Regions from separate parts of the Homo sapiens genome. Here all the other regions are linked to region 1. Evidence: chromatin loops called from intact Hi-C (ENCODE). Cell type or tissue: endothelial cell of umbilical vein. All regions are shown on one strand. Each heading gives the region's core, and the rest is flanking DNA. Links, peaks and the distances in the headings are about the cores only.

Region 1 (7,909 bases), core at 1,049-6,048:
TCAGGGCCTTTGCACTTGCTTAAAATGCCCTTTCCCTGGATAAGTATTTGGTTTGCTTCCTCACTTCCTTAGACTTTTGTCCAAGTATTATCTTCTCTGTGAGGTCTTCCTTGACCAACAAATGTAAAATTGCAACCCTTCCATCTTCGGTTCTCTCACTTTATTTCCTTTCTAGCACTAAGCTTCATCTGACATGCTATATATTTTCCTTATTTCTTGTCTGTGTCCCCAACTTGAACGTCTGCTCCTTGGGGACAGGGGTATTTATCTATTTTGACCACGTTTGTATCCCCAGGCATAGATCAAAGCCTAGATCACATAGTAGGTGATAGGAAATATTTGAATAAGTAATTGATTAATTGAATTAATAATAATAATTATAATAATGATGAACTGACAGCAATTAGCAGCATTTGAAGTATCATCTCCATTTAGTTTATCCTCCCAGGAGCCTGGTGAGGGAGATCTTATCCTCATTTTGTAGATGAGAACACTAAGGTTTGATATGATGATTCCTAGCGGGTGACATTGCTATTAGGTTGGTGCAAAAGCAATTACGGTTTTGCATTAAAAGCAATGGCAAAAAACCACAATTACTTTTGCACCAACCTAATTGTAACAAAGCAAGACCTGGCTTTGGAATCAGACCATCCAGGTTCAGCTGTTCACCCTGCCACTATGTGAGTCCTTAAGCATTTCCATAATTTCCTGAAGCCTTAGTTTCTTCTTCCATAAAATAGGGATAATTCTTATGTCATAAAAGTGTCAGGAAAATTAAGTAAATTAATCCTTGAGTGGTGACTGGTAAGCACTTGATAAATGTTAGTTTTTATTATTATTCTCCTTATTTATTATTATTATAATATCCCACTAATGAAGCAAGAAATAAAATTGAGGGGAAGAGATTCTCTTTTGGAATCTTTATTTTATTTTGACATCAACTCAGGATCCAACTACAGCCTTCTTTTGAGATTTAGGAGTTTAGGATTTTTGTTTTTAAAAGGCTCAATCTGGTCCAAGTCTCAACAACTAGATGTTTAGTGTTAGTGTGTATGCGTGTGTGTGTGTGTGTGTGTGTGTGTGTATGTGTATGTTGTGTGTGCCTGTGTATCTTTATTTTCCATTTACCTCAAAATTGATAGATTTCCAATTTAGAGCAAGGGGGGATCAGGAGGGAGAAGGAAAATGGAGCTGCCCATCAAAATTAGCAGGGAAGTGGGTAAAGGTCATTTGATCACAGCTTGGCTGTGCTCTGAATTAACCTGCATAACAGAGACTTGTTGAGTTTGCAGCTCTTTAAGGTGCATATTAACACCAGGAGGAAGGCAAGGAGACACCCTGAGAGAAGGTCAATTTGTGGCTGCTCAAATCAGCAGGGCTCCTGGAGAAACTTGGCTGGAGAAGCCAGCTCTGGGCCCTTTGGGTGAGAAGCAAGAGAGGAAAGTCCAGTCTGTGGAGGAGGGGAGGCCCCAGTGCTTCTTGGGGGCAGCTTCTGCAGTCTGGCTAACCTGTGAGAACCCTGAAAGTGCAGCTGGGAGGGACTTCCTCCCGAAGTGGAGCTGCAACAGAAAGAGAATTAAGGAGAGGTGAGCACCGCATCCAGCGGCAATTGCAGATTCATTAATTGTCTGTGGGGAAAAGAATGGGAGGCATTTATATGATAAAGATGCTGGGAAATTAGAGGGAACAGCAGTGCTGTTTACTGTTTTTATTTTATTTTTATTATCATTAAATTGCTTCAAGTCACCTGTAATTTCCTTAGGCTGTCACAATTAAAAATCTTTGAGGATTATATAAGACACACACAGTCAGAAAGGTATAATTTAAACTTGCAGAGGTCTGAGGGCCTCAGCTCTTTTTCATTACCTCCCTGGCAGTTGGCACTAATGGGTTGAATTAAGTGACCCCCCAAGGCAGGTTCCAGTTTCCAAGCCATGTGGTTTTACCATGAACTTGGGCCATGGTGGACAGCTGTGCCCTGGAGGGAGGAGGCATTACCTGACTGCATAATCCTGCTTTGCCCCAGAATGGCTCTCTGTCTGTGGGTGAGTCGTTTGTCCTCCCTGTCTCTCAGTCTCCCCAGCTGTCATGTGGGGATATTAGTCCATAACTTCCAAGAGTGTGGTTTGGCTTATATAAGACCATGAATTCTGTGTTCTGGCAATAATTCTCTGACAACAGCTGGGTGTCCTGCAATTCTACTGGAGTCTGACACTAACTACTGGGAGTCAGCATCAGATCCCACAAGTTAAAGGGCCAGGTCACCAACGAAACCATCCTTACTTCAGATATCACTTGCAAATGGGGTCCCCAGTGCAGGGGAGAAAAAAGAAATATCTTTTCCTCACTCATTGCAAGGTTCATGGCTGAGATCCTGTAACAAAAGACAGATTAATGAGAAAGAAGAGCAGGCAAATAATTCAATACAAGTTTTTGCATGGCCTTCAATAATGAAGGTCCAAAGACACAGGGAAAACTGTATTTTTACGGACAGTCATGTGGAAGTGTGATTGGAGAACAAAAGAGTGTGCTCTCATGGTAATAAACTAGGGGAAGCTTAGTGAGGCCTGTTTGTTCAGATTCTTCTTGGCATCCCTGTGTGATCATTCTTTCCTCTGAGTGTAGCCAGGATGCCTGTCATGTGAGGGTTTTCAGGGGAGGAGGGAGGGAGAAGGTCAGAGAGTGACCTTCTCAGGTTTTATGGCTTGCTTCAGGGAAGAACAAGTGAGGAGCATTTCATTTTCTATGATCTGTTTCAGGACAGAGGGGGTGGAGAAAGATAGAGAAAACTTCCTGCCTCTGCTGTTTTCTCAGTTTCTTTTAGCTTAAAATACTCAGTATGCCAAGATGCCATATTTTGGAGTAGTGTCTCCTGCACTCCGTCACTAGCCTACCTGCACTTCTGTCTGACTTGGCTACAAATTCAGGTGACTGCATGAGTCTCCTTCAGGTTCAATAATTTTCTAGAACAACTCTCGGGAATCACTAAAAGTACTGTACTCACCATTACAGTTTTACCTTAAAGGATACAGGTCAGGAACAACAAAATGCTCAAGGTAGGGCGATGGTGCACAGAACTTCCATGCCCTTTCCTTGTGAAATAGCCTTTCTAGCACATTAATATATTCACCCTTCCATGCCCTTTCCTTGTGAAATCGCCTTTCTAGCACATTAATATATTCACCAACCAGAAAGATCCACTGAGCTTTGGTGTCCAGAGTCTTTATATGAGTTTCATTATGTGGGCATGATTGATTGAATCAACGGCCTTGTGATTGAACTCAATCTCCAGTCTTTCTCCCCTCCCTAGAGCTGGGGGCTGGGGCTGAAAGTTCCAACTCTAATCCCACGCTTGGTCTTTCTAGCATGGCCAGCCTCTCCCTTGAAACTTTCTAAGGGCTCACCATTAGCATTTATACACTTTACTGTGGTCAAAAAGGGCTTGTTATGAATAACAAAATACATTCCTATCAGGAAATTCCAAGAGTTTTTGAAGCTGTGTGCCAGGAACTGGGGACAAAGATATCACAGCTTCCAAGTTGTAGTTTTCTTCAGAATCACTACAGAGCATGTTAAAAGTTCAGCTTCCAGGGTCCTGGTCCTCCAGATGGTTTTGATACAGTAGGGCTGGGTTGGGACTCACAATTCTCCATTTCTACCATTCCCCCAGGTGATGTTGGTATGGGTGGGCTATGAGTCACTCACTGAGGAATGCTGACATGATGTAATGTACGGTAACATGCATGGAATTGCTCTGAAAGCTGTACTGTTCTCCACAAACATTAAGCATTATCACTAGGACTGTTTCCTCCTTTGAACAGGTTTGATTGTTGGATATGTGTTAAGTGTAATTGTAATTAAATACTAGAGCTGAAGGATACTTAGAAGCCTTAGGTAATCTAGTTCCCTGGGATTCTTTGAAATATTTTTAGGGGTTGGGCAAGGTTGGAAGATGAAGTCAGAAATGGGGATGTGCAAAGCCTAATGGAGACTAGAGTTGGGCCATTCACAATGCTCCCTTAGCCATTCCTGCAATACTCCCCCTCATTTTCCCTCGTTGCCTCCTTGTTCATCCCAATGGATGTGGGTTGTGTTTGTAATGGATGTGGTTGAGCCCCACTTACTGCCTCCTCCCCATCTCCTAGGCTGACTATAAAGTGTGAAGCCTGGGTCCTCTACAAATCTGGGACCTCAGCCGTGACCTCAAAACTCTTGCAAGTTTCTAAATTGATTTCTTGAACTGTGGTTTTAAGACACTTCCCAAAGAACCACCTGGAGAGTGATAGTGAATTGGTATCTTTGCAGGATGAACAAAGAAATTGGCATTTTATTTTGTTTTAATTTTTTTGAGATAGAGTCTCTCTCTGTCACCCAGGCTAGAGTGCAGTGGTGCAATCTCAGCTCACTGCAACCTCTGCCTCCCAGGTTCAAGCGATTTTCCTGCCTCAACCTCCTGAGTAGCTGGGATTACAGATATGTGCCATCATGTCTGGAGAATTTTCATATTTTTAATAGAGATGAAGTTTCACCATGTTGACCAGGCTGGTCTTGAACTCCTGACCTCAAGTGATCCACCCGCCTTGGCTGGGATTACAGGCGTGAGCCACTGTGCCCAGCTGGAATTGGCATTTTAAACAAATTCTTAAGAACCCCCAACCCCTTTCCCTTAGCAGGCAGCCTTGTCTCTAACTTGTAGACAGTCCAGTGCAAGCTGGCAAGGGTTAGTGTACTGTCTGGCAGGTGGTGGGCTGTCGTGGAAGTTGATGGAATGGATGAGAGTATCAATAAATTCAAGCTTCCTTCTCTCCAACGTAAAGTTCTTTTGTGTCTTTGTGTTTCTACTCCCCATTCCACGTCCTGACCAAGGCCCCAGTGGGGCTTCTGGCCTTGTCCAAGATCCTGCTCTCAGTTAGCCTCTCTCTCCTGTGTCTTCAGTGTCTTTCTTTCCACCCATCTCTCCGCATGGACAGGTATCCCCAGGCCTCCTTTCAAGATACCCTTCTGTTTTCTCTTTCTCTGTGTCTCTAATCAATACTGGTTACTTTCCCTCTTAGATCAGTGGCATCACCATTCTCTCAACTTCCTGCACTCCTCACCTCTCTCTCCCTCTTTGCTACATCAGTCTGTGGCTGAGTCCTCCTATTTTACCTCTGCTTTTTGTGTTGTATCCAGTTTCTTCTTTCCCTCCCCAGTTTCCTCCCTACACTGGGCCTTCCTTTTCTCACTTGAAGTCTTAGCTCTTTTCATATCATTACTTTGTTCAAGATGCTTCTATGACTCCCCACTCCCAGCAGAATTAGATCCCCAATCTTTTGTTGCCACAATTTGGCTCCTGCTTATCTTTCATTTATTTATTTATTTATTTTTTGAGATGGAATCTTGCTCTGTCGCCCAGGCTGGAGTGCAGTGGTGCGATCGCAGATCACTGCAACCTCTGCCTCCCGGGTTCAAGTGATTCTCCTACCTCAGCCACCCGAGTAGCTGGGATTACAGGCACACACCACCACGCCTGGCTAATTTTTGTATTTTTAGTAGAGATGGGGTTGCACTATGTTGGTCAGGCTGGTCTCGAACTCCTGACCTCGTGATCCGCCTGCCTCGGCCTGCCAAAGTGCTGGGATTATAGGCATGAGCCACCGCTTCTGGCCTCCTGCTTATCTTTCAAAATGTATCTTCCACCACTCCCCTGAACTTTCAGTTTTCCAAAAATCCTAGATTCCTTCCCTCCTGGACCTGAGCACTTGCTGCACCTCTTGCCTCCTCACCTGTAGCCTTGCTGTTTGCATCCCTGCTCCCTTCCACATCAATCAGTTCAACTCCATGGCCCCTGTTCCAGGAAGCCTTCCATCATCCCCAGGCATAAGATTATCCCTGGAACCTCCCTAGCTCACCCCTGGTCTTTGCTGTGATTTGTACCACAGTCTGCTTTGCTTTGTGATTGTTCAGGTATGTGTCAGCTTCTGAGATTGTCAGCTCCTTGAAGATGGTAACAATATCAATAACAGCAGGTCCAATGACACCTACTATGAGTACCAGGTTCTTTGCATACAGTAACTTTGAAACTTATAACTGTACTCCAACTTAGTTGTAGTCTCCATTTTAGAGATATGGAAACTGGGGCTTAGAAAGGTAAAGGCCAAAAAGCTGACAAGGATGAGATTCAAACCCAGACTGACTCCAAAACCCACTCTCTTTCAACCCCACAACATGGCTCCCAAGGCAAAGAAGACAAAATCCACATTTATTGAGCACCTACTGTGTGCCACTGCTGGTAGGGATCCAAAGCTGGGCAAGATCATCCCATGAAACAATATATATATGAGTTACCAGAACAGCATCTGGCACGCAGTAGGTGCTCAATAAATGCTAATTGAGAAATGGATAAACTCAGAGTCCACTCCATGCCAGTGCTTGCTTCCAGAGTAGAGGCTGAGACCTCCCAGAGAATTATGGAAGAAACCCTGGGGCCTGAAATCTCATTCTGGCTCAGCGAAATGCAGTTCCGATGACCCTGAACAAGTCTCACAGCCTCTTCAAACCTCATTTCCTTGCAGTGAAATGAAGAAGCCAGATGACTTTTTTCTAAGGTCCTTCCAACTCTAATAGGTGAGGTGATGTAGGGGTCAGTGAGTTGTAAACAGGCAAGGCAAATACAAGCAGAAGTCATGATTTTAATACTTGAAATCCTTTCAGCAGCAAAGGCATTCCTCTGGTTTTTAGGAAGGCAGGATAATTTCCTTTTAGGGGCCAAAGTTCCCAGCTTGCCTGGGCCATCAGGGACACAGGAGCAGTGGACAAATGGCCACTGCTTTCTGTTGCATATGTTGGGAGTGTGATGCTCTGAGAGCCCTCCTGTCTCATGGGGTACTGACTTCCGTGGTATCTGGCCATGCTTGGCAGAGAGTTAATTAATGTCCGCAGGGCGAGTTAGCAGAAATAACAATTGCTTTGATTAAGGGAGAGAGATGGCTATGAGCTTTGCTTTAAGTAAAATGGACAAAGACAGGATAAGAGATCATCTGCTTCACCTTGAGTGCTGGGGCTCACTGGCCTGGACTTCTGTCCTGGCTCTGACCCATCCAGCTTCCCCCAGGAAATGAGGACCCCTTCCAGTTGTGCCTTAAAAGGACCCTTATTTTTGTTGTTATCCTAGATGCAAGGATCAACACTGCTGTGGACTCGGTGAATATAAATTTGGAGAGGAGCCCAAGATGATCAGGAGGCAGTGACTGAGGGCAGAGCGGAAGTACCTGGGTGCAGAGTCGGGGAAAGACACACAGTACACCATGGATAGTTAGTGTGACTTACCCTCCCGAGGGCTGCTGTGTGCAGACTCTGCCCTCAGCTCTTCCCTGCATTTTCTCACTTGATTTGCACACACATCCAAGGAGGAAGTGTGAACCCTCTGGTTCAGGTCACTTGGCTTGTGAGTAATGGAGCCACAATTCTAAGGCAGGTCCGTTTGTCATGGGTGATGAAATGATTACCCATTACAATATTACCCAGACGATTACCCAAGACAACCTCCTCCGGGGCCAGTAGAATGCAAGGAGGCTGGAAAATATTGAGAACAAAAGAACAAAGAGGAGCCAAGAGCAATGAGCTTAAGAGGGGGAAAGGAGTGAGGCCCAGGGGTGCTCACACTTGCCACGTTGGCTGCTGGAATCTTCTAAGGCTAATATTTGTCAAGCTCCTACTGTGTGAGAGGCATGTGCTGAGAAGGATTGCAGGTGCCAGCTCGTTTAATCATCACGGTAACTGCACGTGGTTGTTGTTCATGATGGTTGACTTTGTCAGTTTGACTGGGCTAAGGGAAGCCCAGATAGCTGGTAAACATGATTTCTGGGTGTGTCTGTGAGGGCTTTTCTGAAAGAGGTTAGCATTCAAATCAGTAGACTGAGTAAAGAAG
Region 2 (7,909 bases), core at 944-5,943, 87 kb before region 1:
CCTAAAAGGGGCAGCATCTCCTACAACTCAGCCAGCAGAAATAACGGAACACACCTGTGTTGTGTGCTTGCTATGTGTCCGGTAGTTTTCTTGTTGAATTTGTATGATAGTTTGCATAAGTCCTGGTATCACCCCTTTTGAAGAGGAGTAGACTGAAGTATAGAGAGGCTGTGTAACTTGACCAGAATCACACAGCTAACAATGGGTGAGCTGGATCCAGATTTATGTGGCTGAGCTAAGATTTGAATCCTGGTCCCTTTTCCTGCCAATCTGCAGCTTGGGGAGGTTCTCAGCCTTCTTTTTTTTTTTTTTTTTTTTTTTTTTCCTGAGACGGAGTCTTGCTGTGTTGCCCAGGCTGGAGTGCAGTGGTGCAATCTTGGCTCACTGCAAGCTCTGCCTCCTGGGTTCACACCATTCTCCTGCCTCAGCCTCCCGAGTAGCTGGGACTACAGGCACCCGCCACCACGCCCAGCTAATTTTTTTTTGTATTTTTAGTAGAGACGGGGTTTCACCGTGTTAGCCAGGATGATCTCGATCTTCTGACCTCGTGATCCACCTGCCTCGGCCTCCCAAAGTGCTGAGATTACAGGCATGAGCCACCGTGCCCGGCCAGTTCTCAGCCTTCTATTGGGCATTTTGAGGGCCTTTAAGTCAGGTTCACTGTTGGGGCAGCTTCTCAGGGCTTACCACTCCAGTCCCCCAGCTCTCTCAAGCCCTTCAGGGCATAAAGCATGTACTACAGCATGTGCTGGGCCAGGGAGACAGCCTGGTCCTGGATCCCCTTCACAGGAATTCCTTCTCCCCTTTCTTTGCAAAGGCTGGTTGGTGCATGGGGAGGTTCTGTATTTGCCAACTTGTTCCCAACCACCTTATAGCCCTTGTGTCTGGTCCTACGCAGGGGCACTTTCCTGGGCTTTCTCTCTCTGCCAACATCAAGCATGCCACCGTAGCAAGCAGGAGATCCTTTCCACCTCCTCTCAGCTCAAAGCATTGAAGACAACGTCCCTAGGCTCTGATTGGCCCAGGGCCCTCCTGTACACGTTCTTCTAGGTGGCAATCAACCCTGCCACATAAACAGAGTTCTCCCAGGCCTGCCTTGGCTGGTTGTAATAAATACTGGCCAGATCAAAGCCCAGCCAAAGCCCCTTTGCATAGGGTCCATTGCCCCACCTGCTCTGCCAGGCACCTGCATCCCTAACTTGAAGAGCTGGAGTCAAGAGTGCCAACTCCGGCCCTGGAAAGATGGTTTGGAGAAAAGGTTTGCAGCTTTAGTGTGAGCTAGCCTGGATCAACAGGGGGCTGGGAAAGTCCTGGGAAATACTTCCGTGCACACACTGCATAGGACCCTGGAGGTAGAGGGAGGATGGGGCAGGCAGGGGGTAAACCCATCCTCAAGGGAGCTTTGCTGAAAGTTTGAGGCCACCCTGGCCCCGCTTAGGGGCCTTTCCAGAAGTGTAGTTCTCCCCTGTTGCCCAGCCAGGCCCCTCTTCAGAGCTCCTTCTCCAGGCTGGTCCCTTGGGCTCCTTGCCTCCATCAGTTCTGACATCCTGCCTCCCTCAGGCCGGGCTGGGCTCCAAGCTGGACGGCACAGAGCAGAGACACCTCTGGGCAAGGCCACGTTAGAAAAACTCTCTAAGCCTGGAGATGCCCTTAAACCCAAATGCACATGTCATTGCATCTCACAACAAATTTCACTGTCGTTCATGTTTTATTAACATAAATGCCTTAAAAGCAGATCAGAGATTCAACTAATTTGCTCATTAGTAAAAGGAAATTAGCCATTTGAGATCTGTTCTAATAAAATTAGCTTGGTGACAAATGCTTTGTTGCTGTGTTTATTAGATTACCATACTCCCTGCATTTTCAAGGCCAGAGCAGTCGTCAGCAACTCTTTAGGGTATTCTCCTAGTTTCTCTCTTCCTCTTTTTGTTCTTCCTTTCAGGCCTGTGGAGATTGTTTTTCCCTTTCAAGGCTAATTGGGAAGGCCTGACCCAAATCTGTGCCCTATTCACACAATCCCAGGAGGCCCAGGAGTGCCCGCTCCCTCCCCTCCCCCTCTGCACCCCCTTCCCAGCCTCTCCCTGCCTCAGCCCCAGCCCCATCCTTTTAGGCTTTCCATGTTGCCGGTCCTTTAAATGAAGCTAGCATATCTTGCCATCCGTCATCTCCCAGGCCAGTGACAGACCCTCAGCAGCAGCCCTCCCCACTCCTCTGGGTCTCCTTTCCCCATGGAACCTTCTGGATTATCTTCCAGGTGAAGAGCACCCTCTGAATTCATGCTTTGGCTTCACCCATTTGCTTGTTTCCATCCCCTGGAAGCGGCCCGCTGTCAGTGCGGTCAGATTCCACATTTGCCTCCACCTTGCACATGTGTGCTGGCGTCTGGACCTTGACTGGCATGGCCAGGAAGCTCATGAGGCACCCGTCATGCAGCGAGCTGCCTGGGGTCCCGCCTGTGTCTGAGGCTGGGCAAGGAATGTGTGATCACCGGAAGCTGCTAGTGAACCCAGGAGTATAAGATTAGCAGCATGTGCTGTCTCTATCACTATGGAGATGATGGCTGGCACCTCTTTGTGGAAGCATTTCATCCCACCTGATGTATCCTCTTCACACCTACCATGGGTATTTACTTTGTGCCAGGCACTGAGGGTGACCACACTTTATTTGCCCTCCTTCGTGGAATCTTCTGGATGATAATAGAAACATGTTGTTCTCATTTTTTTTTTTTTTGAGACGGAGTCTTGCTCTCGCCCAGGCTGGAGTGCAGTGGCGTGATCTCGGCTCACTGCAAGCTCCGTCTCCCAGATTCACACCATTCTCCTGCCTCAGCCTCCCAAGTAGCTGGGACTACAGGCTCCCACTACAATGGCCAGCTAATTTTTTTGTATTTTTTAGTAGAGACGGGGTTTCACCATGTTAGCTAGGATGGTCTCGATCTCCTGACCTCGTGATCCGCCTGCCTCGGCCTCCCAAAGTGCTGGGATTACAGGTGTGAGCCACCGTGCCTGGCGTTCTCATTTTAAAGAGACAGGACTGACATTTGCAAAGTTCCCCAAGGTTACCCTACTTGTAAGCTGCAGAGTAAGTTTTTTTTGGGGGGGGGGTGGGCGGGGGAGGGGACAGAGTCTTGCTCTTGCACAGGCTGGAGTGCAGTGGTGTGATCTCCACTCACTGCAGCCTCTGCCTCCCGGGTTCAAGGGATTCTCCCACTTCAGCCTCCTGAGTAGCTGGCATTATGGGTGCACGCCACCATGCCCAGCTAATTTTTGTATTTTTATTTTTATAGAGACAGGGGCTTTGCCATACTGGCCAGGCTGGACTTGAGCTCCTGACCTCAGGTGATCCACCCTCCTCGGCCTCCCAAAGTGCTGGGATTAAAGGCGTGAGCCACTGCACCCAGCCTGCAGAGTAAGAATTTGAACCCAGGCTGTGTGTCTTCAAAGCCCCTGACTTTCACCACTAGGCTACATGCTGTGCCTGGATGAATGTCTGCTGCCTGCCCTCACTGGCATGTGACATGGGAGCTTCCTGAACGTGGGTCTCTGCCTCATCATCTCTGTATTCCTCACAGTGCCTAGCACCAATGTGGCATGTGGTGAGTGCTCAGAAACATCTACTGAGTGAAGGTAGCTTGGGGAGAGATGATCAGACAGCCCAAACTAATCTGGGGTTGGAGGCTTGTTGCAGGGCATCCAGGATGATCCAGTAGAACCTGGGCGCTCTTCCTTCTCTCACTTAGCTGTCAGCAGCCCCCCGCCTTAGCCCCAGTCCCTCTTTGCCCCTTCTAGATTCCTTCTATCCTGATACAAATCGCTGGCTCAGACAACAGCGATGTGTTTATCCCACAGGATGTGACTCTGAATATTAGAATGTCAGAAGTGGCTGCCTTCACAATAAGTTGCTGTCAGAGAGGAAATAAAGGGGGAGTTGCAGTTATTTAATTTGGAGCATGCTGGTGGCAGGCTGGGCCTGAGGATGCACTGCTATTTCCCCGGCAGCTGGGGCACCTGCCCTGACTCTCATCCTCCCTCGGGCCTGGACGGTGACTGGTCACACCTCCCTCCAGCCCCTGGGTCCTAAGTAGGTTCCTGGCAAGATCTCCCCTCCCTCCAGGGCTCTGCCCCCTCCTCCGCCTCTGTAACCCTAATTTGCCTTGGTGGCTTCAAGTCTTTCTCAGCCCTTCCAGTCCTCAGTGTGCCCTGTGTTGTCACTCCTGCTCTTTGTCCTCCACCCCCCTGCCCAACCTCCTATCTCCTGGCTCCCTTAACGATATTTCCTCACTCATTTATCCCTACCACTCCTGTGAGCTTCTTAAAGAACAAGGAAGCAAGGGCTCAGAAAGGCTGGGCATCCGGGTCTTCTGATTCCATAGGACGAGACGCTAAAGGAGGCCAGGAAGAAGGGTTCAACTGTCCCTGAGTGCCTCCTGTGGGCTAAACTTTGGGCTAGCAAGATGAGTGAGATGTATGGTTCATGCCCTGAGTTGGGGTGGGGTGGGGAGTGTGCTCTTGCTCACAGTGGTGGGGTGGGATTGGGGCGGCCAAAGAATTGATGGGCACTGGCCAGAGGAGGCTGTAGATGGGGTCTTTCTGAGTGGTAAATACTTGGGATCTGAATCTCCTTTCCTCTAATGGCAGGTGAGTCTCCTTTCTTTGGTTTCGGCCTCTGGGTGCTCTGGGGCGCAGCATAGGCAGAGGGCACTGGAGTGAGAAAGGATAGTCAGGCTGAGACTCAGAGGCTGCTTTTCTTGATGGAGACAGCATCCCTCTTTACAGTGCTGGACCTTGGGGTATGAACCATGTGTGCTGCTGGTCCCAGCCTTCCCAGGAGAGGAGTCTGGGTGACTATTCAGACCAAGTTGCCCCAGAGAGATAGAGAGAAATAGACTTTGGAGTCCATCACATTAGGACACAAATCCAGGCTCCTCAGGTGCATGGTGGCCTCAGGCTAGTTGCACAGCCTGCCCAGGCCTCAGATTCCTCATCTGGTGTCCACGTGTCAGGAGAGTTGTGAGGGTGAATGGAAACCGGGAGTGATGTATCCGAGGAGTGGCCCTGTAGCTGGGAGGCAAGGCCCAGATGGACTTTCAGCCAGGCATAGGCAGGAGGTTGCTGGAGCTGGAGCCTGCAGGGTCCATTTAGCTGAAGCTCTTGGGCATCCTGAGTCAGCCCAGAATCAGCTTCTGTTCAACCCCAGCCCCTGCCTGGTGAATCAGCCCTCTGGAGAAAGGGCATGTCTCCCTTTCTCTCTCCCTGGGAGTGGGGCAGCCCATGCTGGTGAGAGGCCTTAGCTCTCTGTGGAAAGAGGAGAGGCACCTGCAGGCTGCTAGATCTGTGTTCACCCTGTTTCCTGCTCTGCTCCTTCCTGAGCCCCAGACTCCCACTCAGCACTGCACTCTGCCCAGAGTTACACCTCCAGGTGTCCTTACCTGATCCAGGGCTCCGAGGAGACCTCCACTGCTGGGTCTCCCATGGCATAAGAGTGTGAGCTGCTGAGAGGCATCAGAGTGTTGGGGGAAAGGCATGAAGAAGAGGGACCTTGGTTCTAGTCCCAGATGGGCCGCTTGCCAGCTTTGTGAGCTGGGCAGTTGCTTTACCTCTTAGAGCCTGCATCTTGGGAAGGTGGCTATAGAACAGCTCATAGACTACTGTGGGGGCCAATAGGCTGATTTAAGTATTGGCATGGTGCCCAGCACACATAGGTGCAGTTTCTCCTCCTTGAGCACACAGTTGAAGCTTGCAGGGGCTCTCACCACAAATGCAGCAGCCCCTGACCTTCCTCACCCGACTCTCCCAAATCCAAAGTGTAGAGGTGAAGGGGACTTCAAGTAGGAAGGTGTCTTGATTCTTCTAACATTTTTTCTGCCCCTGTCTCTTCCTTCTCTCCTCTGGGTCTCCCATTGTAGGTATATTGGCACGATTGACATCATCCCACCAGTCTCTGAGACTGTTCATTTTCCTTCAGTAATTTTTTCTTTTTGTTCATCAAATTGGATAATTTCTACTGACTTATCTTGTTATCATGCATTCCTTTAGCTCTTTAAGTGTGGCTTTCTTTAATCTTTAAATGCATTTCTAGCAGTTGCTTTTGAAGATTTTGTCTGCTAACTCTAATATATGGGTCTGCTTAGAGTTGGTTTATATTAATTTGTTTTTTTCTGAATATGGGTTATCTTCCTGTTTTTTTTACATGTTGTAACATTTTTGTTGAAAACTGGACATTTTAGATAATATGTTGTACAAACTTTGGAGTCTGATATTTCCCCCCTTGAGAGTTGTTGTTGTTGGTTTTCTGTTTTGTTTTGTTTTATAGCAACATATTTGAACTTAATCTGGGGAATCTCTCTCCCTAGTGTTGCATAGCTGCTAATGTCTTTACTCAGTTTTTTAAAACTCTTTTTATTTTTATCCCGACTTAAAATTTGTCTCTATGTCCGATTAACTTGGTGGTCATCCAGCAATTGGTCAGAGATGTGTGCAAATATATTGAGCCATAAATGTCCCATCCTCTGACTGGGGGAGCACCTTAAAAGTTCGGGCAGTTTTCGAGTCTTCCTTCCTTTTACTTCCCACCAGGCCATTTCAGGTCTTCCCTGTGTGTCAACCTTCCAGCTTGTCAGGAAGAGATACTTCTTCAGCTGCTCTGTGGCTCTCTCTTCCAGGAGTTACCTGCTAAATTTCTGGTTGTTGTTGTTGTTGTTTTCTCTGCTGTTTGTCCCAGTTAGGACTGTAACCTCAGTCCAGCAGAGCTGTGGGCCCTGCCCATTTGCTTTCCTGCTGAGCCAGAAGATTTTACTGTCTACCCCTGGACACCTACAAGCTTAAGGCCTTCTGCTCCAAATCAAGTCAGACTTCCTGCTGTCAAGATGCCCCCTGCCCTTTTTTTTTTTCTTTTTTTTCCCCCAGTGGTTAGCCCCACCCAAGAAGAGCCACAAAAAGATGGGGGTGGGGACGGGAAGAGCAACAGGCTAGAACTTTGTGGACTCCTACTTCTCTTATCCAAAGTTCAGTTTTTTATGAACAAAATGAACAAATGCTTCTTGACGTGTTGCTTTGCCTTTGGTTGATTTCTGGATCCTCAAATTTTTTATGTTTTTTATTCTTTTCTATTCTGTCCAGTTTTGTTTTGTTTTAAACGGAGTCTTGCTCTGTCACCTAGGCTAGAGTGCAGTGGAGTGATCTCGGCTCACTGCAACCCCCGCCTCCTGGATTCAAGTGATTCTTCTGCCTCAGCCTGCCGAGTAGCTGAGATCACAGGTGTGTGCCACCACATCCAGCTAATTTTTGTATTTTTAGTAGAGACAGGGTTTCACCATGTTGGCCAGGCTGGTCTTGAATGCATGACCTCAGGTAATCCACCTGCCTCGGCCTCCTAAAGGGCTGGGATTACAGGGGTGAGCCACCGCACCCGGCCTATTCTGTCCAGTTTTATAGTTGATTTTGAGAAGAAGATTTGCTGACCTTTTCATTCCACCATTGCTGGAAATCCTGCTTTGATTCTTGAGACCTGGGTTTATAAACATGTAACTTGAGTTTTATTTGCAAGTGATGAAGAACCCTCTCTACCTGTTCAGGGCCTCACAGGCTTCTTGAAGCTTTTGATGACCTGACCTTTCCTCAAGGCAAAACTAATGGAGAGTTGCATGTTGTCTTGAGTCCTGACTGCTTCACCCGAGGACCTCTCCACCTCTGCCCCTTCCAGAGGGGGAACCAGGCCCTGCACCCCATTCTAAGACCTAGAAACCCTCACCACTAAGTCAGTCCTACTTGGTCCATGCCACTGATTGAAATGGAGGGGAGTGGTTTCTATCCAGGACCCCTGAAAATGTGACCTTATGCAGCTTATCTCATGAGCTTTTCCTTTGGAAGAAGAATGTCAGTCCAACCCCTCCCTAGTGGAGGGGATGCTG
Region 3 (7,909 bases), core at 1,124-6,123, 75 kb after region 1:
CGAACAGCCAGAAAAGATATCCTTGGCCTATCAGCAGTTGGGCTAGCCTGTCAGCCACATGCTGTCCCTGCCCCCTGCAGTGCCCTGCTGACTGTGGGGGTGCCCTGCTGACTGTGAGGTTGCAAAACACAGTTATCCCCTCTGCCTACGAACCAGGGCCAATGGTCAGCCTCCTGCAGCTGGGCTTTCGCCAGCTTTGCTGGCCTTTTGACTCCTGCATCAACCTGTGAAATGTCAAAGAGTGTTTACGCTATTGTAGATCCTCATTTTGCCTTCTGGCGTGGGTAGAGCTGGGATTATGATCCATCCCCTTCCTTAGCAATGAGGCATCCTAGGGTTTCATGGTGGACCTGAGATCCTACACCTAGTTAAAGAAGGACATTAAACTGGAAACAAAGTTTTATCACTACTGGGTTGAGTGTCCCCCACCCCAGTCACTTTGGGTTCCAGAAACTTCAGGACAGGCTCACACAAGATTGTCCAAGTGTGTCTTTCAGCCATTTAGAATAATAGATGGAACTAGGAGACTCTGTATTTAGTGGTCTTTTAGGCCACTACCTATGAGCTATCAGCTATGATCTACAGCCAGCACTATTACCTGCTATAGCACTGCCCTCTATTAGCAACTATTATCAATACCAACTATTAGCCACCATTAGCTACTATTATCACCTAGCTCCTATTATCCATTATTAGCCACTCTTATCAACGATCTACTATTATCTACTATCAGCTTCTATTATCCTTAACCATTATCTGGTATCTTCCATTTGTTATCTGTGATCTACTATCGGCTACTATCTATTACCTGCCATGTGCAACAATCGGTCAGCTACTTTTTATTCTCTACTGTCTATAGTTACCTACTATCTACCAGCTACTATCTATTATTTAACACCCATCAACTGCCATCTAGCCATCATTCTCCATCTTTCCTCTCTACCTAAGCTCGCGCACAATAATTAATAGATATTAGAAATCTCAAGCCAGGACTTTGCTTACAGATGTCCCTCTAGGACAAGAGCCTCATTTCTGCCACCAAAAGTTTTGAGTGGCACTACCCATGGTGGCTTCCTGCATTCACAGCTAGAACCCTCGCTACCCTGCCCAGTGTCCCCGGCTCATGCGTTCATAAGACTCCTGGCTACCACATCACAGATCTAGAGGGAGCTTTGACAGAAAGAATTAAAGTTCCACACTTGGGACTGGAAGAGAAACACAGCGTTAATGACACATAGTTGGTTTGTCCAGTTAAAAGTTGCATGAGGTAGAATGTCTGCTCCCACGGGAAGAAGAATTCAGGAAGATGCCCATGGATCTTGATCTTGTCCTATGGACAAGACAGCTCAAAATAGAACTGATGAACCTGTTTCTCATTCCCAAACACACATGACCCAGGTGTACCCAAGGGACATCAGGGACAGGCTTGGGAAGGTGTGGTTGTGCTGAAGGCCAGCACAAAGGTGAGGGGTGCTGGATGCAGAAGACAAGAGGAAGAGCTCTGCTCCTGCAGGGAGCCTAATGGCCTGCAGGCCAGTGGGGTGGAGGGCATTCTCCCTGGGAGGCCTGGGTGCTGCTTGAGCACTGTCTGAGGAGGCAGATGGTGGTGTGGAAAACTCTGGACTTGCAGCCAGGTTGTGCAGGCTAAAGTCCTTGCTCTGGCAGCCAGTTGTGTGACTTTGAGCAAGTCATTTAACCTCAGGGCTTTCATGAAGGTAAGTGTGCACACCTGTGAAACAGGCTGCCAGGAGATGCATTCTGGGGATGCGGAGGGAACAGAGCAGTGGCAGGCACGCAGGAGCTCACCAGCTCTGAGGGAACCCTCTGCAGGAGGAGAAGGCTGGGGAAAAATCCACCATGTGTCATAGCTGGAATGGTCATTAAAGAACATCTATGATGGGGCCTTTCAGGGTCAAGTGCAGTGGCTCATGCCTGTAATCCTAGCTCTTTCAGAGGTGGAGGTGAGAGGTTTGCTTGAGTCCAGTAGTTTGAGACCAGCCTAGGCAACATAGCAAGACCCAATCTCTAAGAAAAAATTAATTAATTTAAAAGTAAAAAATAAAGTAAAAAAAAAAAAAAAAGATCGGCCCTGCGCAGTGGCTCACACTCCTTGCCTCAAGTGATCTGCTCGCCTCGGCCTTCCAAAGTTCCATTCCTGCCCTGCCACTTACAGCTTGGGTCAGATGTGCCATATAACTCCTGAGCCTCAGTTTCTCTCTCTGTTAGTGGAAATGCCTACCTTATGATTTTAAAAATAGAAAGTAATGAAATAATCTAAAGGAAAGTGCTTAGCCTTTAAATGTTTTCAATAAATACTTTTCCTGGCCACTTCTCCTGCATCTCCCCACCCTGTGCTCCCCGATTCTCAAAGGCTTCCATATTCGTGATCTCATTGACTGTCTCAGCCAGCAAAGCTAGTTCTTACACAAATAGGTCAGTAAAGCAAATACATTTAGTGTTTACATTTATGTAGGCAACAAGGCCAAAGGCCCTCACTGAGACAGCGATGACATATAGTGATCCCAGCAGACTTAGAAGCAGAAGCTTCTTCCAGAAATTTCCAGTATCCCTGAGGCCATGAGCTGTGTATGCTCTTGGGCTGTCCTCCAAGAAGCTCTGAGGTTGGGCAGAAACGAAGGCCAAGTTTGGGGGGTGCTGATGTCTTTCTCCCTCCCTCCCTCCCTCCTCAACTTGGCTTGTTTTAAAACCACTGACCAGGCAGATCCACTTCTCTCCTTGTCTCATGGACCTAAGATGAATCTGGCTAGGAAACCCATTAATGAGAAACATGATCTAAACCTGGAAAGGCTTTAACACTCTGGGGGAAAATATTGTTTTTTCCACTTTTTAAAGAAGTGCTTCTATTATCTCCCTTAAGATAAATTCCAGCTATTTACTCACCGTTTCCTCTATGAAAAAAGCATCTGCATTCCCTCGGGGCGTCTTTCTTGCTTGATAACCTCATAACCAGATTGTAGATGCATATATATCAAGATGCTTGTTACAGCACCTTCTCTCTCTCAGGTGTGAAGATAGATGGATGAGGATGAGTTTCGTGTATTCAGAACACAGGCAACCTGGGGCCTTGCTTTAACAACAGACTGATTCCCACATGAGTTTCCTGCCTGCTTGTATGTTGCCATTTATTATAAAGTGACTGCACCCCCACATCCTGGCCTGGGAGCCAAGCTCTTTTAGAACCAGGTCAGCCACAAGACCTAGATTTTCTTCTTTGAACCCTCTGGGAACAGAGTACAGACAGAGGTTAATATGGCTATACCCATTTGGCCAGACCTGGTTTCATGTAATTTGTCCCTTTGTTCTCCAAGTATGTTTGCATGTGCCCTATTTTCTGGTTGGCAATCATGGATACTGTAGCCGTATCCTTTCCTCTTGCCAAATTCATTCCTTAATCTCATCGGTCTTAGTGAGCTGTCCCCCAAAAAGACTTCCTTTTCTCTCTGGGAAGCTCTGACTAATCTTGCCCAGTGTTATAGGCTACTGGAATCAAATCAAATTCTATATTTAATCAGTACAACTAGGAACCCAGCTAGGTCTGTGCAAATGGGAGTTTTCAATCCCTGGGCTCCTGAGGCTGAAGGTTTACCTCCTGCCTCCAGGAAGGCTGCACTTGAAGGGTTTGATAATTCCACAATGCAGAGTTCTGCTCGTTCTTCTCTTCTTCCTTAGCTTTATTGAGGTATAATTTACATACCATAAAGTTCACTCATCTTGAGTGTACAATGCAATGATTTTTAGTATATTTACAGGGTTTTGCCACTATCACCACGATTTAAGTTAGAACATTTTATTGCACCATAAAGAAACTCTGTATTCTTAGCCATCAGTCACCCCCCAGCACTTCCCCCACTCCAGCTCTAGGAAACCACCAGTCTGCTCTCTGTCTCCATAGACTTCCTGATTCAGGACATTTTATTTGAATGGAATCATACAATATGTGGTCCTTATGACTGGCTTCTTTCACTTAGAGTAATGTTTTTGAGGTTCATTTGTGTTGTAGCATGTATTGGTACTTTATTTCTTATTATTTATATATTATTATTTACTATTTTGTTTATCCATTCACCGATTGATGAACTAATGAGTTATTTCCACTTTGGACTATAATGAATAATGATGCTATAAATTTTTTATTATTATTAGTTTTAGACAGGGTCTCTATCACCCAGACAGGAGTGCAGTGGTGTGATCAAGGCTTACAGCAGCCTGAATCCCCTGGGTTCAACTGATACCCCCACATTAACCTTCACAGTGTTTGGGACTACAGGCGTGTGCCACCACACTTGGTTAAATTTTTTTTTTTTTGTTTTTTTTTTCGAGACAGAGTCTCGCTCTGTCACCTAGGCTGGAGTGCAGTGGCATGATCTTGGCTCACTGTAACCCCTGCCTCCCAGGTTCAAGTGATTCTCCTGCCACAGCCTCCCGAGTAGCTGGGATTACAGGCACCCACAACCATGCCCGGCTAATTTTTGTATTCTTAGTGGAGACGGCGTTTCACCATGTTGGCCAGGGGGGTCTCAAACTCTTGACCTTGTGATCTGCCTACCTTGGCCTCCCAAAGTTCTGGGATTACAGGCATGAGCCACCACGCCCAGCCCTCAGCTGAATTTTTAAAAAAATTTTTTATAGAGATGGGATCTCCCTATGTTGCCCAAGCTGGGTGCTGCTATAAATATTCCCATACAGGCTGGGCATGGGGCTCATTCCTGTGATCCCAGCACTTTGGGAGTGGGCAGATCACTTGAGCCCAGGAGTTTGTGACCAGCCTGGGCAACATAGTGAGACCCTGTGTCTACAAAAATTCATAAAAAATTAGCTGGGTGTAGTGGCTCACACCTGTGGTCCCAGCTACTTGGGAGGCTGAGGCGGCAGGATCACATGAGCCCAGGAGGTCAAGGCTGCAGTGACCCATGATCATGTCACTGCACTCCAGCCTGGGTAACAGAGCAAGACCCTGTCTCAAAAAAAAAAAAAAAAAATTCCCATTCAGGTCTTCATGTCCATATAGACATATGCTTTTGTTTCTTATGGGCAGATACCTAGGAGTGGAACTAATAGATCACATGTCTACATACTCTATGTTTATTATAGGCTCTATATTTAACATTTTAAGAAGGTGCCAAGCTATTTTCCAAAATGGCTGCACTATTTTAAGTCTCACTAGAAATGTATGTGTTTTTCCAGTTTCTTCACATCCTCACCAACACTTGTTACTGTATGTCTTTCCTTTTTGAGGCAGGAGTACTGTGGTGCCATCATGGCTCACTGCAGCCTCAACCTCCTGGGCTCAAGTGCTTCCCATCTCAGCCTACCAAGTAGCTGGGATTACAGGTGTGCATGCCACCACACCCTATCTTTTTTTTTTCTTTTGTAGAGATGGGGGTCACTCTTTGTTGCCCAGGCTGCCCTGGAACTGCTGGGCTCAAGTGATCCTGCCTCCTTGGTCTCTCAAAGTACTGGGATTACTGGTGTGGGCTACCACACCCAGCCTGTATATCTTTTTGATGATAGTCAAAAAGCTGGAGGAAGAGGCCAGAAGCAAAGCAATGCAGATGGCTTCTAGAAACTGGAAAAGGCAAGGAAACAGCTCCTCCCCTAGAGGCTGCCAGCACTTTGGTATTAGCTCAGTGAGACGTGTGTTGAACTTGAAATATTTAGAAATAAACACCTTTCTTCATGTGTATAGTTGTTTTTAGGTGTGTCTTTCCTAGAGTCTGTATGTGTGAAACACTCCACAGTGACAGGCCATGGTGCATTGTTTCTGCTGAGCAAGGATCCTAAAAGAATGAGACCCTACAGAGCGTTTTGTCCCTGTGGTCTACTGTGAGGTCTCAGAAGTACATGGGACTTCGGGTGTCACAGCCATTTCTTTTCATGGTATTTATCTTTGATGTCCAGCTCTAGCTCTAGGAAAATGCAGAGAGGGGTCACGGGGTGTTGCGGGATGAATGGAGTCAGTAAAAGCCTAACTAAACCCAGGACCATCACATGATTTTTCATTCAAATCCTATCTGATAGCAACCTCTTTGAGCTTGGTAGCAGAGGTGAAAAGGGGATCTTTTTCCTTGCTCTGTTACCCACGTTTTGTCCTGAACTGGACATCTAATGGCTGGATCTAAAGATCAAAGTGTCTGGCCTGTGATCAAATGGCTGGCTTATGGCCTGGGGGCTCCTGCTAGATTGCCTGGGTGTACGTGCAGGCAAGCCAGACACGCTTCTCATCTCAAGGTCTTTAACTTTAATCACATCTGCAAGGTTCCTGTTGCCATGTAAGGTAACATGGACACAGGTTCCAGGGATTAGGGCACAGGTATAAAGTGGTATCTCATTGTGGTTTTGATTTGCATTTCCCTAGTGGCCAATGATGTTGAACATCTTTTCCTGGGCTTTTTGGCTATTCACGTGTCTTGTGAAATGGCTATTTAAACCTTTTTCCCATTTTTATATTGGGTTATTTGTCTTTTTATTGAATAATAAGAATTCTTTATTCGGGGTATTAGTTTTTATTGCTGCTGTGACAAATTGCTACAAATTTCTTGGCTTAAAACAACATAAATTTATTATCTGACAGTTCCATAGGTTAGAAGTTCGACATGGGTCTCACTGAGCTAAAAAGTAAAGTGTTGTCAGGCTGTAAGGGAGAATCTGTCGCTTTGCCTGCTCCAGCTTCTAGACATCATCTGCATTCCTTGGCTTGTGGCCCCTTCCTCCAGCTTCAAAGCTAGCAATGTAGCATCTCCCTGATGCTGCTTCTGGGGTCATATCTTTTTCTGGCCATAACCTGGAAAGGTTCTCCAACTGTAAGGACTCAGTTGATTAGAATGAGCCCACCTGGATAAACCAGGATAATCTCCATATCTCAAGGTCATTTAATCACATCTGCAAAGTTTCTTTTTCCTTTTGCTCTTTTTGAGACAGAGTCTCGCTCTGTTGCCCAGGCTGGAGTGCAGTGGCGTGCAATCTCAGCTCACTGCAACCTCTGCCTCCCAGGTTCGAGTGATTCTCCTGCATCGGCCTCCCAAGTAGCTGGGATTACAGGTGCGTGCCACCACACCCTGGCTAATTTTTGTATTTTTAGTAGGGATGGGGTTTCACCATATTGGCCAGGCTGGTCTTGAACTCCTGACTTCAAGTGATCCACCTGCCTTGGCCTCCTAAAGTGCTAGGATTACGGGTGTGAGCTACCATGTCTGGCCACATCTGCAAAGTTTCTTTTGCCATGTAAGGTAATATTGGCCAGGTTCTAGGACTTAACAACATGGGCATCTTTGGGGGCTCATATTCTGTCTAACACATATGATTAAAAGTCCCTTGTCAGATGTATGATTTGTAAATATATTTACATATTTTCTCCCCATCTGTGGCTTGTCTTTTCATTTCCTTGGTGTCTTTTGAAGAGAGAAAGGTATCAACTTCGATGAAGTCTAATTTATCCATTTTTTTCTTTTATCATTTGCACTTTTGGCGTTGTAATTAGGAAATCATTGCTTAATTCTAGGTCACAAAGACTTATTTCTATGTTTTCTTGTTAGAATTTTGTAGTTTTAGTTCTTATGTTTAGACCTATGATTGCTTTTGAGTTAATTTTTGTGTATGGTGTGAGTTAAGGGTAGAGCGCCATCCTTTTATACGTGAATGTCCAACTATCCCAGCATTTGCTGAAAAGACTATTCTCTCCCTCATTAAATTGTCTCGGCACCTTTGCCAAAATCAATTGGCCATAAATGTCGGGTTTATTTCTGGACTCTCGATTCTATTCCATAGATCTATATGTCTGTCTTTATGCCTGTACCACACTAGTTTTGTTTGGTTGTTTTGACACAGGGTCTGGAATTGTTGCCCAGGCTGGAGTGCAAGGACGCAATCTCAGATTACTGCAACTTCTGCC

Evidence for each region. A loop is a pair of places that touch in the nucleus more often than their neighbours do. Peaks named below come from ENCODE experiments on the same cell type or tissue, not always from the same donor. Only the 100,000 strongest peaks of a DNase experiment are listed, where the experiment ranks them.
Region 2: it touches region 1 in a loop (7-fold over the local background); 1 of 110 quality-filtered maps calls a loop at or near these places.
Region 3: it touches region 1 in a loop (4-fold over the local background); 1 of 110 quality-filtered maps calls a loop at or near these places.

The regions. Positions count from the first base shown.
Region 1 is chr11:116,467,554-116,475,462 of GRCh38, reverse strand. It overlaps LOC107987166 (a long non-coding RNA gene), which reads left to right and starts at 1,238. Exons shown (of 3, transcript XR_001748403.2): 1 at 1,238-1,586. In endothelial cell of umbilical vein, for the core only: no CTCF peak of the experiment used is centred there; DNase peaks (open chromatin) are centred at 2,552 and 3,592; H3K27ac peaks cover 2,452 bases.
Region 2 is chr11:116,554,671-116,562,579 of GRCh38, reverse strand. No RefSeq gene overlaps it. Among named protein-coding and RNA genes, the nearest start is that of LINC02151, 58 kb to the right of the region's middle. In endothelial cell of umbilical vein, for the core only: no CTCF peak of the experiment used is centred there; a DNase peak (open chromatin) is centred at 3,889; H3K27ac peaks cover 1,911 bases.
Region 3 is chr11:116,392,491-116,400,399 of GRCh38, reverse strand. All of the region lies in intron 1 of LOC107987166 (a long non-coding RNA gene), which reads left to right. Among named protein-coding and RNA genes, the nearest start is that of LINC02151, 100 kb to the left of the region's middle. In endothelial cell of umbilical vein, for the core only: no CTCF peak of the experiment used is centred there; a DNase peak (open chromatin) is centred at 3,889; H3K27ac peaks cover 2,407 bases.